Linked DNA regions of Homo sapiens: all the other regions are linked to region 1. A link is a contact called in ENCODE Hi-C or POLR2A ChIA-PET data. All regions are on one chromosome and are shown on one strand. Each heading gives the region's core, a stretch centred on a gene start or an enhancer-like site at or near the end of the contact. The rest is flanking DNA. Distances are from core to core; before and after follow the strand shown. Region 1 holds the start of KPNA2 (karyopherin subunit alpha 2). Region 2 overlaps WIPI1 (WD repeat domain, phosphoinositide interacting 1). Region 3 overlaps ARSG (arylsulfatase G). Region 4 overlaps ARSG (arylsulfatase G). Region 5 holds the start of NOL11 (nucleolar protein 11).

Region 1 (2,814 bases), core at 214-2,713:
TTTCCCTTGTTCTTGAATCTGTGAAGACGGGCAGCTGGTGTATTAGCATTCTCGTTGGTGGACATGGTTATGAGACAAAGGGAGAAAGCTAAAAGATGGGGGAAGAGAAAAATATTTCCTTTATCATTTTCCTTTGTCAATAATAGTACCAAATAAGAACTGAATTATCAAGCATCTACTGAATCCACACCTGTATACTAGAGGGGGGATCATCATGTTTTCGGCACTATGAAATAGCTTTACCCAAAGGGGAAGTGTCCCCCTTCCCTCTAAAGGGCTGAGACTTCCTGGAGAGGGCTCTCCATCAGAAATAGAATGCAAGCTATATAAATTGAAACTTCCTAGTAGCCATATTTTTAAAAAGGAGAAAAGAAACAAGTGAAACTAATTTTAATAATGTATTTTACTTAACCCAACATATCCAAATAGTATTTCAACGTGTTATCAATATATAAAATAACTGACATCTTCTACATTCTTTTTCCATACTCCATCTTTGAAATCTTTTGTGTACTTTAAGCTTACAGCGTATTTCAATTTGGACTAGCCACATGTATCCACCGTTTCTGACAGCCTAGTTCGATACTCCAGAGTCCCTAATAGTTAATTCAAGACAAAGTAGGGGAACCAAGTCAACTTACAGCTAAAAATTATGTGCCAGGGCAATAAATTCAGATCCTCAGGAGGCTCTCCCTATTTTACTGTCTTTACTTGGCCAAAATAGGTGCAGACTCGAAAATTAAATAAAAATTTGCTTCATCATTACATTATGGTCAACATTAAAAATGCAGTGCCGCATCTCGCATATTTGATTTGCATTTCCAGAGACTAGGAGTGAATGCGCTTAATTAGGATGACATCAGCTGTGCGTCATTCAGAAGATGACAAAAGTCAAAGCCCTCCTTACAATTTGCTATCTTTGCTTTCATTACGCTCGCCTACGACTTGGTGGCAGAGCCACCCCCGGGGCCTAGGTGTCAGAGACGGTGCTCCCAACTGCCACCCCCAGCCCCTGCCCCCACGCCGGGGAAGATGCAACGAGAAAGGAGGAGGCGAAACCAGGGCCGCCACAAGTCCTCCCGGGACATTCGCCCTCAAGCCTGGCTCGCTCCGATTCTCCCGGCCGCGACGCGTTAAGGCCTCCGCTGCCGTTTGCAGAGCGTCGGCGCCCTAAACCCGCAGACCCCGCGAAACTCAGCCGCCTGGTCAATGAACGTCGCCCCCGAGGCCTAGTCAACGCGGGAGGCAGAGCCAGGCTCGGCGTGGACCCGGGGCCTCCCTCCCCCAACCCAAAAGGCGAACGCCGCCCACGGGCAAGCCGTTAGCGCTCGGGCCGGGCCGCCGCCTGAGTCTGTACCTGCGAAGCGGGCCTGGGCTTCCACGGGAGGCGATGCGGGGGGAATCAGCGGCTGTAGGGCGACTGCGTTCAAAGGGTCCACCTCGACTCAGCTCAAAGACCGTGTGGCTCGTGCAGCCGGCCGGCGCGATTTAAATTTCCCGGTGACTCCGCATTCCGATTGGCTGGTTCGAGCCTAAGCTGTGTGCCCATTGGTGGATTTGAAAAACACGTTGGGAGGGGAGGGAGTCATAGGGCTTGGGGGCGAGTGGGAGGGGGGAAAGAAAAAAAAAAAAAGAGGATGGCATCGCGAGATGAGGGAGCGGCCGGGCGGTGAGGGAGCGGCCGGGCGGTGAGGGAGCGGCCGGGCGGTGAGGGAGCGGCCGGGCGGTGAGGGAGCGGCCGGGCGGTCCCTGAGCGCCTGGCGGGGCGGAGCGGGAGGACTCCAGATCCCGTCAAGCAGCGCGAAGGGGCGGTTCCCTGGGCCGTTCGTGTTTCCATAGGGTTGAAGCGTGCATGGTCCTTGGGCGTTTTCCTGGGCGACAGCCTTAAACAAATACCACAAAATGATTCTCTAAGTCATTATTTTAAAAACTTTGTTGTTGATCTTCATGAAAATAAAAAAATTCTAATTAGTAAATAAGTAATCTTTATAGAAAAACATATTGCTTTGCATTTTTTTCCTATTATGACACCCAAAGTACTCGGCGGGGGTTTCTGGCTACTATGGGAGGGAAGATTTGTGTTATATTTTTTAGTTTAGTTTTTTTTTAATTGCATCATAAAAGACTGTATAGAAGCCGCAAATATGGAAACAAAAGGTTTCTTATGCCTGTTTCTCCAAAAACTCAAGTTTTTTATTTTTAAATAATTTCAAATGCAGCAGAATTGCAAATCTTTATCCAGATTTGCCAAATCTTAACATTTTGCCACATTTGCTATTGCTTTCTCTATACATATATATGTATACATATGCACGCGTGTACATATGTGTGATTTTAATATGTTACTTTAAGAGAAAGTTTCAGAATCATGTCCTTTTTCCTCTGTTTCACGGTGTCTCTCCTAAGAAAAGACATTCTCTTATATAACCACACTGCAGTCATCAAATTCAGAAAAACTGAAATTTCATGCTGTTGTTTAGTATGTAGTGTGTGTTCAAGTTTTTTCAATTGTTATAGTAACATTCTATGCTCATTACACATTTCTGAATTTTGCATTTTTTGCCATATGCTCAAACGAACAAACAAAACAAAGATGGTCAACAGAGCATCAGGATTCTGGGCCATTTTTGTTTCTGCAATTTTTTTGTGTTCTAAAAGATTACATTTTAGAAAAGTTTTCATGGTTTATTTCTTACTATAAATAAATTCAAACAGCAAGTTTGTCCATTTTTGCAGGCATTAATGCCAGCCTCATTCATCGTAAAGCCAGAGTTCATAAAGGGTTGGACCTACTCTTAATCAGCATAATCCCAT
Region 2 (2,814 bases), core at 62-2,561, 400 kb before region 1:
CTTTACTTAAATGCTCCCTTCTTGAATCCCCTTATAAATAAAAACAGCTTATGTTGGTTCAGTGGTTTGATGGGCTGTTTACTCTTCCGGAATATTATTGAAGCATCTTAAATCCAAAATGTCCTCTTTATTTAGTTTGTCTCAATGTCTAGGCACACCATCTTGACTGCAGACGCAGACCTCAAATAAACTTCCTCCTCGGGAGGTACCCATTTCCCTTATCAAGGCAGGGCATTTGGCTCAGAAATTGCTCGGTTTCTTTTTTTTTTTTTCTTAAGACAGAACCTCACTCTCACCCAGGCTGGAGTGCAGTGGCACTATCTTCACTCACTGCAGCCTCCACCTCCAGGTTTAAGCAATTCTCCTGCCTCAGCCTCCCGAGTAGCTGGGACTACAGGCACATGCAACCACACCTGACTAATTTTTGTATTTTTAATAGAGACAGGGTTTCACTATGTTGGCCAGCCCGATCTCGAACTCCTGACCTCAGGTGACCCACCTGCCTCGGCCTGCCAAAGTGCTGGGATCACAGGTGTGGGCCACCTTGCCTGGCCTGAAATTTCTCAGTTTCTAAATAGGTTCTTGGCAGCTCCTCTTCTCCAACTTGAAGTTACTGGCCAACAGTATATAATCATCTGCAGAAAGACCAATATGTACTGACTTTTCACTATAGGAAGATTTATTTCAGTTTTGAGGAAATCTCTTGTAACCCTAGAGGATAATGGAATTGGAAGAAAAGTAGATGCTGTTTCAGAGTCCTGGGGTAAAATGTAAAAATGAGCAATATATACACACACACACACACACACATATATATATATTTTTTTTTTTTTGAGACGGGGTCTCACTCTGTAGCCCAGGCTGGAGTGCAGTGGCACGATCTCCACTCACTGCAACCTTTGCCTCCTGGGTTCAAGCGATTCTCCTGCCTCAGCCTCCCAAGTAGCTGGGACTATAGGCACGCACCACCATGCCCAGCTATTTGTATTTTTAGTAGAGATGGGGTTTCACCATGTTGGCCAGGCTTGTCTGGAACTCCTGACCTCAAGTGATCCGCCCGCCTCAAAGTGCTGGAATTACAGGCATGAGCCACTGTGCCCGGCAAGTCTCATTGTTTCACTGTAGCAAGGACGCAGCCAGTGTTAAATCAGGAGGTCTTCCCCTGTGAAGTTGCTTTATTGGAAGCCTTAATCAGAAGAATCATCAGCGGAAAGCAGTTGTCTGCAAAGCCATTCCTCCCCTTGCCAGTAGGTGGCACTGTAGCTGTACTGTTTTCAGATGCCCTCTCCAGCCGTGCAATCTCTCCCTTGGCCCCAGGCTTCTCATGTTCTGTTTCTTCTTTGCCAGGTCTATGTGCTCTCTCTATCAACCATTCCAATTCTTACCTGGCCTATCCTGGAAGCCTGACTTCAGGGGAGATTGTGCTTTATGATGGAAACTCCCTGGTAAGTTGACGGTGACCTGGCTGAGCCAACCCACCTGCCTTGGCTGTGTGGTCATGGAAGGAGATAGATAAGGACGCCCTGCCGTCGGGGGCTGGAGGCGGTGGGAGTAAGCAATACTGGGGAGTTGTTCAAGAGAAGGTGATACTATTTCCCCTCGGGCTTGCTGTGAGTCAACCTCACCATAAGCCAGCTGGCCAGGCCAAGTTAGACATCTGCAGCATAATGAAAACCACTTGCCAGCAGGGGGCCAGTTGTCTCCCTGAATGTGTCACCCTGTCCCATGCCACAGCCTGAGACAGTGTGCAGGTGTTTCATATTCCCTGCCCTCTGGTCTCTGAGGCATCCCTGAGCGGGACAAGATTGCTGTGGGAAGTTGCCTAAAGATGCGTGCAGGGCGCGCCTGCGACGGCATCACACTGCATCAGGTGCTCCGTTCGTGGCCACCTTCCCAAGGGCAGGAAAAGGGATGGAAATGGAGTGGCCCTTGAAGCCAAATCTTGATTCACCAGAAAATGACACACAGCTTACATGCAGATGGCCTGGGGGACAGAGGAAGAGACAGGGAGCTGGACAAAGGAGGGAGAAAGGAGAAAAGAGGAAGGGGAGGGAGGTGAAATCCATCTTCCCTCCTCCGCAGCATCTGTATCCATTTTTCCTTTTCACCAACAGAAAACAGTCTGCACTATTGCTGCCCATGAGGGAACACTAGCTGCCATCACCTTCAATGCCTCAGGCTCCAAACTAGCAAGTGCGTCTGAAAAAGTGAGTCCACTCCCACCAACACCTCTGTCTGGGTTTCGCTGGATGGCTCCTGCCGTGCGCAGGGATGGGATTGAACAAACCTGGTGACATGAAGACTGACTGGTCTCTGGGCCCACTCAGAATTTGTTTCAGAGGGAGAATTTCTGGCCTCTGCATGTGTGGTATATTCATGCATTTGTTAATTCAATAGGCCAGGGGCCTGCAATATGCAAGATACAAGACACTTTGCATGAAAACTCGTGGTCTTATGAAGAAATGTACGTGTACATCAGCCGTAGAGACGGACAAATGCTACACCTTATAAACACAGTACAGTGCAAACCAAATGCTTTACTTTGCTATTTAGAGAAATTGATGTCTTCTGCCTGGAATAATCAGAGAAAGTGATCCAATTGAATTTTTTTTTTTTTTTTGAGGTGGAGTCTAGCTCTGTCGCCCAGGCTGGAGTGCAATGGCGCAATCTCGGCTCACTGCAACCTCCGCCTCCCAGGTTTAAGTGATTCTCCTGCCTCAGCCTCCCGAGTAGCTGAGATTACAGGCACATGCTGCCACGCCTGGCTAATTTTTTGTATTTTAGTGGAGACGGGGTTTCACTTCACTGTGTTGC
Region 3 (2,814 bases), core at 185-2,684, 360 kb before region 1:
GAGTTCCAACCCCTCAGGGTCAGGATGGGCCCTGGGGACTTACTTGTTTTACAAGTATTTCCAAGGGTTCTGATGCAGGTGACCCTCAGCTGTCTTTGAAGAAAGGCTTCTTCAGCATCAAGTCAATGTTCCAACTCTCCCTTGAGCAAGGATGGTACAAAAGAAGGCATCCTTGATTTCCGCAGAATCGGGCACAGCCCAGACTCTGGTCACAGACGCCCACAGCTATGACTCAATCCGACTATATTTGGACTGAGGAAATCTTTCCTCATCAGGTCACAAATAAAAGAATTACCGTACAGAATGGAAACACCTAAATCAGGGTTCTCGAGGGAAGGATGTGAAAGAAAACAAAAGGCCAGTGTCCTTGGTAGGTTGGTGGGTCTGGGCTAAAAGCATGAGACTGCCTTGGTATGAATCACAACCGTATATAGGGCTGGAAAGGCACTTACATGATTCAAAGTTTCCACACGAGACTTAAGAAAAAAATGAGAAACATCTGTTGGAGCAGTAAACAGCTGTCCCCCGGAGTTTCACAGCTCTGAGAGGATGCCGCCAAGGTGGGGCTCCTCCCCACACCTGCGGCTTCCAGGTTCTCGTGACAATCCCTGCACAAACCCAGGGCGCGCATGATGATAGCAGGTTCCTTCCAAACAGGAAAAGAAGTCGTAACTGAAAACCCTCACTTCTTCCATCCCTGCAGAAAGCCAAGCCTCTTCACCACAGGAGACTGTTTTGTTTCCTTCTTGAGACAGCAGGAAGTGGGAGACTTGGAAAATCTATTGTCAACTGATATACGATGCACGCGGACATGCAGAAGATGGGAGTGAAGTTGCTGCTTCAGATCAGTCACAGTACTTGCGTCTCAGTCACAGAAATTCCATGAGGGTGGGCTGCTATATTCCCACTATTTATGTGGCGTTACCAGAGGCAACTTCCAAAATCCACGAGGAAGCAAAACTGTGGGATGGCTCATTCTCAGAAACATAGATGGACTTTGGAGAACTTGTCTATGCATTTTTTTTGTTTGTTTGAGAAGACCCATTATGGCTTTCTTGTTTATATCAATATAGGAAGGAAGCTGTCAAAAGTACACATGAATCACAGCTCTCCAGATGCCTGGTTCAAATTTCAAAGATGACTTTATCTTCTGCAAACTTGTTTTGCCTTCCTGGTGGCCTTTCTTGCTCTATTTTATCTTGTTTTGTTTTTTAAGCACGAGAGCATTCCTTTACCTTAAGTCCCACAGGGTGCTGATATAGCATCCCCTGAAGGTGGGCTTCTTCTCCATTCAGGTGGGGATGCACAGCTACAGCCTCCAAAGGGGGTGGATGGGGGTGGTCAGTTTGCCAGCCACGCCAGATGACATCTCTCGCCACTAGGGGCCTCCCTAAGAGAAGTGATCAGCGTTCTTTCTGGACATTAAAACTCAGCTTGTTTCCTCGATGTATGGCCTCCAGGGGCGTGTCAAGCATTTGATGACCCACAGCAGCCCCAGACTGTGTGAGGCTGGGCAGATGCAGAGCTGTTAGGGGAAACGTTCCTTCGTTGACAATTTCTGGACCTGATCATGACAACCTGGGGCTAAGACACGACCTGACCAGTGATGATGTTACCACCTTCAGCTTCCATCTGGGAGCCAGGAAAGCACAAAGTGGGACCTTTGGTTCTAGGCTGTGCAGCCCTCCCCTTCCCAGCCCTCATCTCTCTCCTGGTGCCCCTCACTGCCTAGACACAGACCCATCAAGATCAGAAGCAGGAGGTTGAGCTGATGCAAGAATATGCAGCATGGTGTCAGCTGATGTGGTTTCGAACATCACAGAGACAACGTCCCTAGAGGTTGCTGGAGTGGGTTGTGAGAAGACCATCCAGTGTGGAACTGGAGCTCATTGTGCACATGACACCTCTCAACTCTCTTGCTCCTCTCCTTAACTCTTGGTTACTTGGTTTGCAATAGGGAAGGACTGGATTGCTGAGAAGCATTGGCATATTGTTCCCAGTTGAATATCCAGGAGTTACTTTGAGCTTCTAGAACTGAAAGTGTTTCTAAACCAACTCATATTGGAATCCTTGTAAGCCCAGGATGTATCTGAGGGTGAACACAAATTGTGCTTATTTTAAAATACATATGTACACATGTATGCATATGTTACAGACATATGCATCTGTGTACACATATGTATGTGTATATTGATATATGCATATATATACACGTATGTATACATGTGCATACACCTGCATATAAATATGTGTGTATATCTCTATTTATGTGCCTGGACATATGCATATGTATACATGTATGTGTGTGCATGCATGTGTATACATATATGTGCATAGACATGCATAGGCATACATATGTACACATGTATAGTGTATAAACATAAGCATGCATATGTATGTTTATATAGACACATGCATATGCGAACATGTGTATGCATGTGTGGTATAAGCATGCATATGCATACATATGTATGCATGTATGTATACAGATGTGGATATGCATACATGAATATACATACATGGTACATAAACATGCATATGCAGCCCAGGCACAGTGGCTCACGCCTGTAATCCCAGCACTTTGGGAGACCGAGGCAGGCAGATCTCCTGAGGTCAGGAGTTTGACACCAGCCTGGCCAACACAGTGAAACCCTGTCTCTACTAAAAATACAAAAATTATCTAGGCGTGGTGGTGAACGCCTGTAATACCAGCTACTTGGGAGGCTGAGGCAGGAGAATCGCTTGAACCCAGGAGGTGGAGGTTGCAGTGAGCCAAGATTGTGCCGCTGCACTCCAGCCTGGGCGACAGAGTGA
Region 4 (2,814 bases), core at 227-2,726, 310 kb before region 1:
AATGGGGTTACTGACCAGTGGGTCCCTGCTGAAGGCTGGCTCCAGGCCAACCCTCTGAAAGTCATTCTCCAAATGCAAAAATCTTCCAATGCAAACCTTCCGCCAGGTCTAGGACAGAACAATTCAGCCGTTTTCCATAGAGATAGGGAGAGATACTGGGGCAGGGGAGGGGAGAAGTCTGCAAAATAGTCAGAGAATCACATTTGCTTATAAAATGGCAGAAGAGGAAGGGGCCAGGGACAGGAGAAGCCACCAAAGCTGAGATCATGGTAAATGCCTTTAAGAGAAAGTCCACGGCTTCCTATAGGAAATGGAAAAGGTCAGTGGCACGAACTGCAACTTTGAAAAACCATCAGTAATTCAGTGAATTGGACGTTTGGAGAATCCGCCCTTCAGCAAAGTGATTTTCAGAGAACCAGCTTTGGTAGCTTGATCTTGGCCTACTTCCCCAAGGCCAGAGGGTGAGGAAGCAAAGGCTGCAGGAAGAGGCCAAGAGGCAGCATCTCCTGTTTGGGTCTATGGCCAGGTTTCCTGCTTCGGTGAACCCATCAGTCAATTTTTACTTCTTCCCAGATTAGCCATGTCTGGACCTCATGGGGCAGAATGTTCCCTGAGGTGTAAAGAACCGAGAGATGGCAAAAAAGCTGATGGGCCTGTGATGGGGCAGTTGGAAGGGCAAACAGGCACCAAGGAAGGACAGTCAAGGAAGATGCCAGCAAGTGGGATGTAAGGTCCCGGAGAGCCCTGGCACCCCAAATGCACTCAAATGACCTCGTGAACAAAGATGTCCTAACTTAGGGTTGCCCCCAGAGACAGGATGGCTTAGCTGTTCATGGAGTCTTACACAGAGACCTTTATTTTCTGTTTCCCAGGTAACAAATCCCCAAAAGAATTCTTACCACGGAAGTTGGGGTGATAAGAGCCGTGGTGTCCAAGATGCCATTTGCCTGTAGAAAAACATAAGAGAGATTTTCAGAGGAATCCCCATAGGGGTACCACAGCCCCCTGAGGAGCTGATCACACACTCAGCTCTCCATTAGCTTCGCCTCGCACTGTGGACAAGCCAAAAGAAGCTGCAATGTGGTGTACAAGCCAGGCTTTGCTCTCTGGGGCCGAGACGGTGTCCACAGGGACACATAAAGGATGACCCCAGACTCACACGGGAAACCACAGTGAAAGGGGAAGACAGCCCATCACCAGGAGCCCGGAGAAGCCTGAGCCTCTGCCCCTCAAAGAGGGCTCCACAGACACAGCAACCCCACATGGGCTCCTTCACTTTGCCCTCCCGCGCTGGGGCCCTGCAAAGGCACCAGGAGGCCCAGGGTGCAGGTGCACCGCCCCACATCGTCTCAGAAATGCCCGCTTCCTGCCTGGTTTCATCATCTTCCTCTCTGGCCAACATCAGCAGCCCGCAGTTCAAGCACCGAGACACCTACGGGGCAGCAAATGAGGAAACTCAGACACCCTGCTGCTCCTCGGTCTGCAAATGCGCTCAGTCTGGGGGAATAATCGGGCAATGTGTGGCAAGAGCTCTGACAGTGTCAGAACTCTCTGATCTGCTCTTCCGCTCTGAGGAGTAGACCCCAGGGACGCCACCCCCATGGTGAGGGGGCAAAGAAAAGAATGTGGTACAAAGATTGAGACGCTGGCAGCATTAAACCGCTCAAACGAGAGATTAACGGGCAACCACAGGAGTATGTCTAAGTACATTATTTGATGTGGCCTCAATAAGGAACTATCGATCTATTTTTTCAAGACAACTGCATGTAGCAAAAATTAAGAATCGGTGAAACTGGATGAAGGGCCTCTAGGAGTCCATTATTCCCTCCCTGCAACTGCTCTATGGGATTGAAAAAAAAGATTAATAAAAAATTGAGAGAAATGGGCTCTCAATTTCTCTCAATTGAGTGGCTCATGTCTGTAATCCCAGCACTTTGGGAGGCCGAGGCAGGCGGATCACATGAGGCCAGGAGTTTGAGACTAGCCTGGGCAACGTGGCAAAACCTTATCTCTACTAAAAATACAAAAATTAGCTGGGTGTGGTGGTGCACGCCTGTAATCCCAACTACTCGGGAGGCTGAGGCAGGAGAATCACTTGAACCCGGGAGGTGGGGGTTGCAGTGGGCAGAGATTGAGCCACTGTACTCCAGCCTGGGTGACAGAGTAAGACTTTGTCCCAAATAAATAAAAAAGATTGAGAGAAATGTATTAAGCATTATGTGAAATATTTGGATTAAACATTACATGAGAACATGACATTATATTAAAATTATGAAAAGTATTGTTTAATCATAAAAATTATACTATGTAAAATTATATGACATGGAAACATAGAATAATGTGAAAGGGGGAAAAGTGGAGCCCAGTGGTATTCGCACAGCTAGGCAACACATAAACATGGACCAAGATTAGAAGCAAAGTGTGAGTGTTGTAAAAGGATCTGATATTCCTTTGGTGGGTCTTTAATTTTTCCTAAAAGTGTACTTTAGTTCATAATTGCAACAGCTGGATATGCTTAAATATCCTGCCCAGGATGTGCAAAAGGTGTCGTGAGTGGTGAGGGGGTGAGGAATGCAGCTAAACAGTCAAGCTGCAAACAGTTGCTTACTGGGAGTTTAAAGGCATGAAGACGGAGGGGCCAGTGAGGTCAAATTCAGCTCCAGAAGAAGCCAGCCCCACTTCTGCAGCATAGGGGCTGAGTCTGGGACAGCCCTGGGACCTAACTCTTCCTGGCTATGAGTTTTATTATTTATTTACTTATTTGTAGATACAGAGTCTCACTATGGTGCCCAGGCTGGTCTCGATCTCCTGGGC
Region 5 (2,814 bases), core at 1-2,500, 320 kb after region 1:
CTCAAGTGATCCACCCACCTGGGCCTCCCGAAGTTCTGGGATTACAGGCGTGAACCACCGCGTCCGGCCAAACCTCTAAAAGGGTAGTTAAAATGAAAATATAACTAAGTTCCTAAATAAGTAAATAAGCAACCCTTTGTTAAAAAAACAATAGTACATTTAAAAATTGATTATATTATGCCTCTGCATGGGAAGTTATGCCTCTGAACAGCGGCATGGGAAATTAAGTAGGGACATCTGGGATCATGTCTATCCAATTCCAATCTGCCATTGTATTCCTATGCAGGAGCTGCAAAACTGCAAATCTACTTGACATCCCAAGTGAAACCCAATAGAGTTAGCAGAGTCAAAACGGCACAGGGAGCTGTTAGCAACCTGTTCTCAAAACGTCAAAGCAGATACCTAACTTCTTTAAAACATGGAAAACTATGTTCAGCAGCCCAGAGAAAAGTAACTGCTTTCTATGCGACCACCAAAAGCAAGGTTAGAAAGTGTTCTCTATCAGGCTTTAGGCTGAAATGGGGGCAGGGCTTGCAGATTTTCCCAGGACTCAACTCCAGGATTCCCAGCGTGAATCAGAGATGCCAACAGACAACTCACTTGGAGGCAAGATTCTTAGCGAGCTATCAAGAAAGTCCCTCACTCTCTAAAATTGTCCCCGCCCCTACAAAGAGAGGGGTGTGAAGTGTAGACACGGCTAAACCACTATTCCCACTCTGTCAGTGTCATCCTCTCCCGCCCAACCAATCTCCGTTCCATCCTCCCGCGGGCGGCTAAGATAATAAAGACCCTAGGAGGGAATCTTAGCAAGGCCAATTCCGCGAGTTCCGAAGCAAAAGCACAGGTTTTCTTTCTTTTCCGAGTCTAACCCACGTGCACTCAGACGCTCTGCCCCTGCAAGTCGGAAATATGCCTTTACAGGAAGGCAAGCAAGCCAGATTCCAGACCTCACTCAGCGTCCCCAACAGGCCCAGCCGGCTCTCTGCTAAGCCTTCTCCACGATCTCTTTCTGAAGCTGTGAGAAACTTGAGCTCGAGCTCCGCGCTCAGAAAGGGGCGAGAAGGCAGTCGGGGCGCTCCCAAACCTATTGCCTTCACCTTATAGAGGATGACTGTCCTGCCGCTGTCTGTCACTAGAAACTGGTCTGTTTTGTCGCTCTGCTCCACGCCTAGGAGTCCTTCAGGCCCGGCGCTCAGGACTACCGAAGACAACGTGAATTCTTCCTCCAGCGCTGCCATTTTGAGCAAACCTAAGTACGGCCGCGCTCACTCCCGGCAGGCCTCGCGCTTTCTCTCGCGAGAATGAACGGGCCTGAGGGGGCGAGTGCTTGCCAAACCAGGAACCTGCTCTCGCAGCCTGCGACCTCTGGCGGGCGGAAGGAGCGAGCGCGACTGTGAATTTAGCCAGGTGGGCTGGGCCGGCTTGCGTCAGACTCCGCCTCCCGAGACCACGCCTCGCCGAGTCCCGGATGTGCTCCAGGAAGGGATAGGGTAGGCGCGGAAGTGCTGCTTACTGGGTCCTGAATCGGCTGCGTGCTGTTCTAGGTGGGGACTTGAGAGACTGTAGATGGGTCTAGGGAGTGGTCGAATATAAATAAGCTAGATTTTTTTTTTTTTAATTGCAAGGGAACTCCCTAGGAATTCCATCCATGGCCTTGTGGAACGATCTGCCAAAGAAAAAATATTTATCTCTGTAGGTAAACTCCCAATAACGTGCTGTTCCTACGTGAAATGCTTAATTCCCCCCAAGTTTCTTGGAACCCTCTAGAGATCTCCAGTCTTTTCAGTCTTTCAGGCCTTCTGAGTTCTCTGACTCCCCTTCTCTGAGCCCCAGTGGGGAAAATCTCTCCTCAGCTTACAGGAAATTCAGACTAGTTTGATGAAGGTGAAGTTGAAGGTCCCCTGTGTGATTTTTGGCAAGGTTTTTATTTCCGGGAGAAATGTATGTTTCTCAGATAAGCATGGCAGATTCAATCAATAATGTTAAATAAATAAGTAAAGATAAATTGTGATGTTCTTAGGGAGAAACCATTTAATAGGCAATTACTAAACAAATGTACCCAGTGTGACAAAGTGCCTCAGTTTAGATTTAAGCATCCACCAGATCGCCATGTGTGTTGTTTCTCATTGCCCCAACATGACGACATGGGCAAAAGGAGAATATCCAGCTACTGTGAAGGAATCAAATGCAGTCTATTTTTATAATGCTAATAGGTCTTTTGTTGTTCAAAAGTAGTGGCATTATCATGGCTCACTGCAGCCTCTAACTCTTGGGCTAAATAAAGCAATCCTCCTGCTTCAGCCTCCCGAATAACTGGGACTACAGGCATCCATCACCACGCCCGGCTAATTTTTGTATTTTTTGCAGACATGGAGTCTTGCTTTGTTGCCCAAGGTGATCTTGAACTCTGATAATCTTTTAATTTTTAGGCTGGGTTGTGAGATCAAGAGGATATAGTTTATTATTATGCTTCATAACTTACTTTGTGATAGGTGGTAAGAAGAAAAACATTAAACTCAGAAGGGAGAGATAAAGCGTGGGTGTGTGGGGGAGGAAGGAGTGGTCTGTGTATGTGAAATTTTCACTAGGATGACCACAGGCCTCCTTGAGAGGATGTCTTTTTTTTTTTTTTTTTTTTTTTGAGACAGGGTCTTGCTCTGTCGCCCAGGCTGGAGTGACGCAGTCTCAACTCACTGCAATCTCTGCTTCCCGGATTTAAGCTATCCTCCCACCTCAGCCTCCCGAGTACCTGGGACTACAGACATGCACCACCATGCCCGGCTAATTTTTGTATTTTTTGTAAAGATGGGGTTT

What was found. A loop is a pair of places that touch in the nucleus more often than their neighbours do. ChIA-PET counts read pairs that join two places held with the same protein, here RNA polymerase II (POLR2A). Pooled maps may share reads with other maps.
Region 2: a map with no recorded cell type shows a loop between it and region 1 (5-fold over the local background). The contact joins the enhancer-like site here to the promoter of KPNA2 in region 1. A Hi-C loop is called at or near these places in 1 of 168 maps with a recorded cell type or tissue (PC-9), 3 of 37 single-sample maps with no recorded cell type and 8 of 50 pooled maps. POLR2A ChIA-PET finds 5 or more read pairs at or near these places in 5 of 52 experiments (CD4-positive, alpha-beta T cell, HepG2, IMR-90 and 2 more).
Region 3: a pooled map shows a loop between it and region 1 (3-fold over the local background). The contact joins the enhancer-like site here to the promoter of KPNA2 in region 1. A Hi-C loop is called at or near these places in 1 of 50 pooled maps. POLR2A ChIA-PET finds 5 or more read pairs at or near these places in 4 of 52 experiments (HepG2, OCI-LY7, WTC11 and 1 more).
Region 4: a map of naive thymus-derived CD4-positive, alpha-beta T cell shows a loop between it and region 1 (4-fold over the local background). The contact joins the enhancer-like site here to the promoter of KPNA2 in region 1. A Hi-C loop is called at or near these places in 1 of 168 maps with a recorded cell type or tissue (naive thymus-derived CD4-positive, alpha-beta T cell) and 7 of 50 pooled maps. POLR2A ChIA-PET finds 5 or more read pairs at or near these places in 1 of 52 experiments (naive thymus-derived CD8-positive, alpha-beta T cell).
Region 5: a loop to region 1 is called in a map of CD8-positive, alpha-beta T cell, with 21 times the contacts of the local background. The contact joins the promoter of NOL11 here to the promoter of KPNA2 in region 1. A Hi-C loop is called at or near these places in 8 of 168 maps with a recorded cell type or tissue (B cell, CD4-positive, alpha-beta T cell, CD8-positive, alpha-beta T cell and 5 more), 13 of 37 single-sample maps with no recorded cell type and 27 of 50 pooled maps. POLR2A ChIA-PET finds 5 or more read pairs at or near these places in 4 of 52 experiments (Caco-2, activated B cell, activated naive CD4-positive, alpha-beta T cell and 1 more).

What each region holds. Positions count from the first base shown.
Region 1 is chr17:68,034,384-68,037,197 of GRCh38, reverse strand. It overlaps KPNA2 (karyopherin subunit alpha 2), which reads right to left and starts at 1,463. Exons shown (of 11, transcript NM_002266.4): 1 at 1,358-1,463; 2 at 1-88. The coding sequence starts at 65. RefSeq lists enhancers at 931-1,150, 1,170-1,717 and a silencer at 1,681-1,730.
Region 2 is chr17:68,435,013-68,437,826 of GRCh38, reverse strand. WIPI1 (WD repeat domain, phosphoinositide interacting 1) reads left to right here. Exons shown (of 13, transcript NM_017983.7): 5 at 1,348-1,445; 6 at 2,115-2,207. It also overlaps a transcript of ARSG not described here and a transcript of PRKAR1A not described here. Among named protein-coding and RNA genes, the nearest start is that of MIR635, 12 kb to the right of the region's middle. RefSeq lists an enhancer at 1,287-1,787. Within about 2 kb of position 1,311, at least 19 of the 41 ENCODE cell types and tissues checked have a DNase peak (open chromatin) inside an H3K27ac peak, as active enhancers do; they include CD4-positive, alpha-beta T cell, OCI-LY7 and PC-9, where a contact is called at or near this core.
Region 3 is chr17:68,397,796-68,400,609 of GRCh38, reverse strand. All of the region lies in intron 10 of ARSG (arylsulfatase G), which reads right to left. Among named protein-coding and RNA genes, the nearest start is that of MIR635, 25 kb to the left of the region's middle. RefSeq lists an enhancer at 1,443-1,802. Within about 2 kb of position 1,434, at least 6 of the 41 ENCODE cell types and tissues checked have a DNase peak (open chromatin) inside an H3K27ac peak, as active enhancers do; they include OCI-LY7, where a contact is called at or near this core.
Region 4 is chr17:68,345,258-68,348,071 of GRCh38, reverse strand. It overlaps ARSG (arylsulfatase G), which reads right to left. Exons shown (of 12, transcript NM_001267727.2): 4 at 900-947. Among named protein-coding and RNA genes, the nearest start is that of ARSG, 55 kb to the right of the region's middle. RefSeq lists enhancers at 1,189-1,328, 1,349-1,458, 2,730-2,814. Within about 2 kb of position 1,476, at least 13 of the 41 ENCODE cell types and tissues checked have a DNase peak (open chromatin) inside an H3K27ac peak, as active enhancers do.
Region 5 is chr17:67,716,372-67,719,185 of GRCh38, reverse strand. It overlaps NOL11 (nucleolar protein 11), which reads right to left and starts at 1,250. Exons shown (of 18, transcript NM_015462.5): 1 at 1,098-1,250. The coding sequence starts at 1,238. LOC101928045 (a long non-coding RNA gene) reads left to right here and starts at 1,508. Exons shown (of 4, transcript NR_188294.1): 1 at 1,508-1,544. RefSeq lists enhancers at 1-77, 1,000-1,189, 1,260-1,339 and a silencer at 640-729.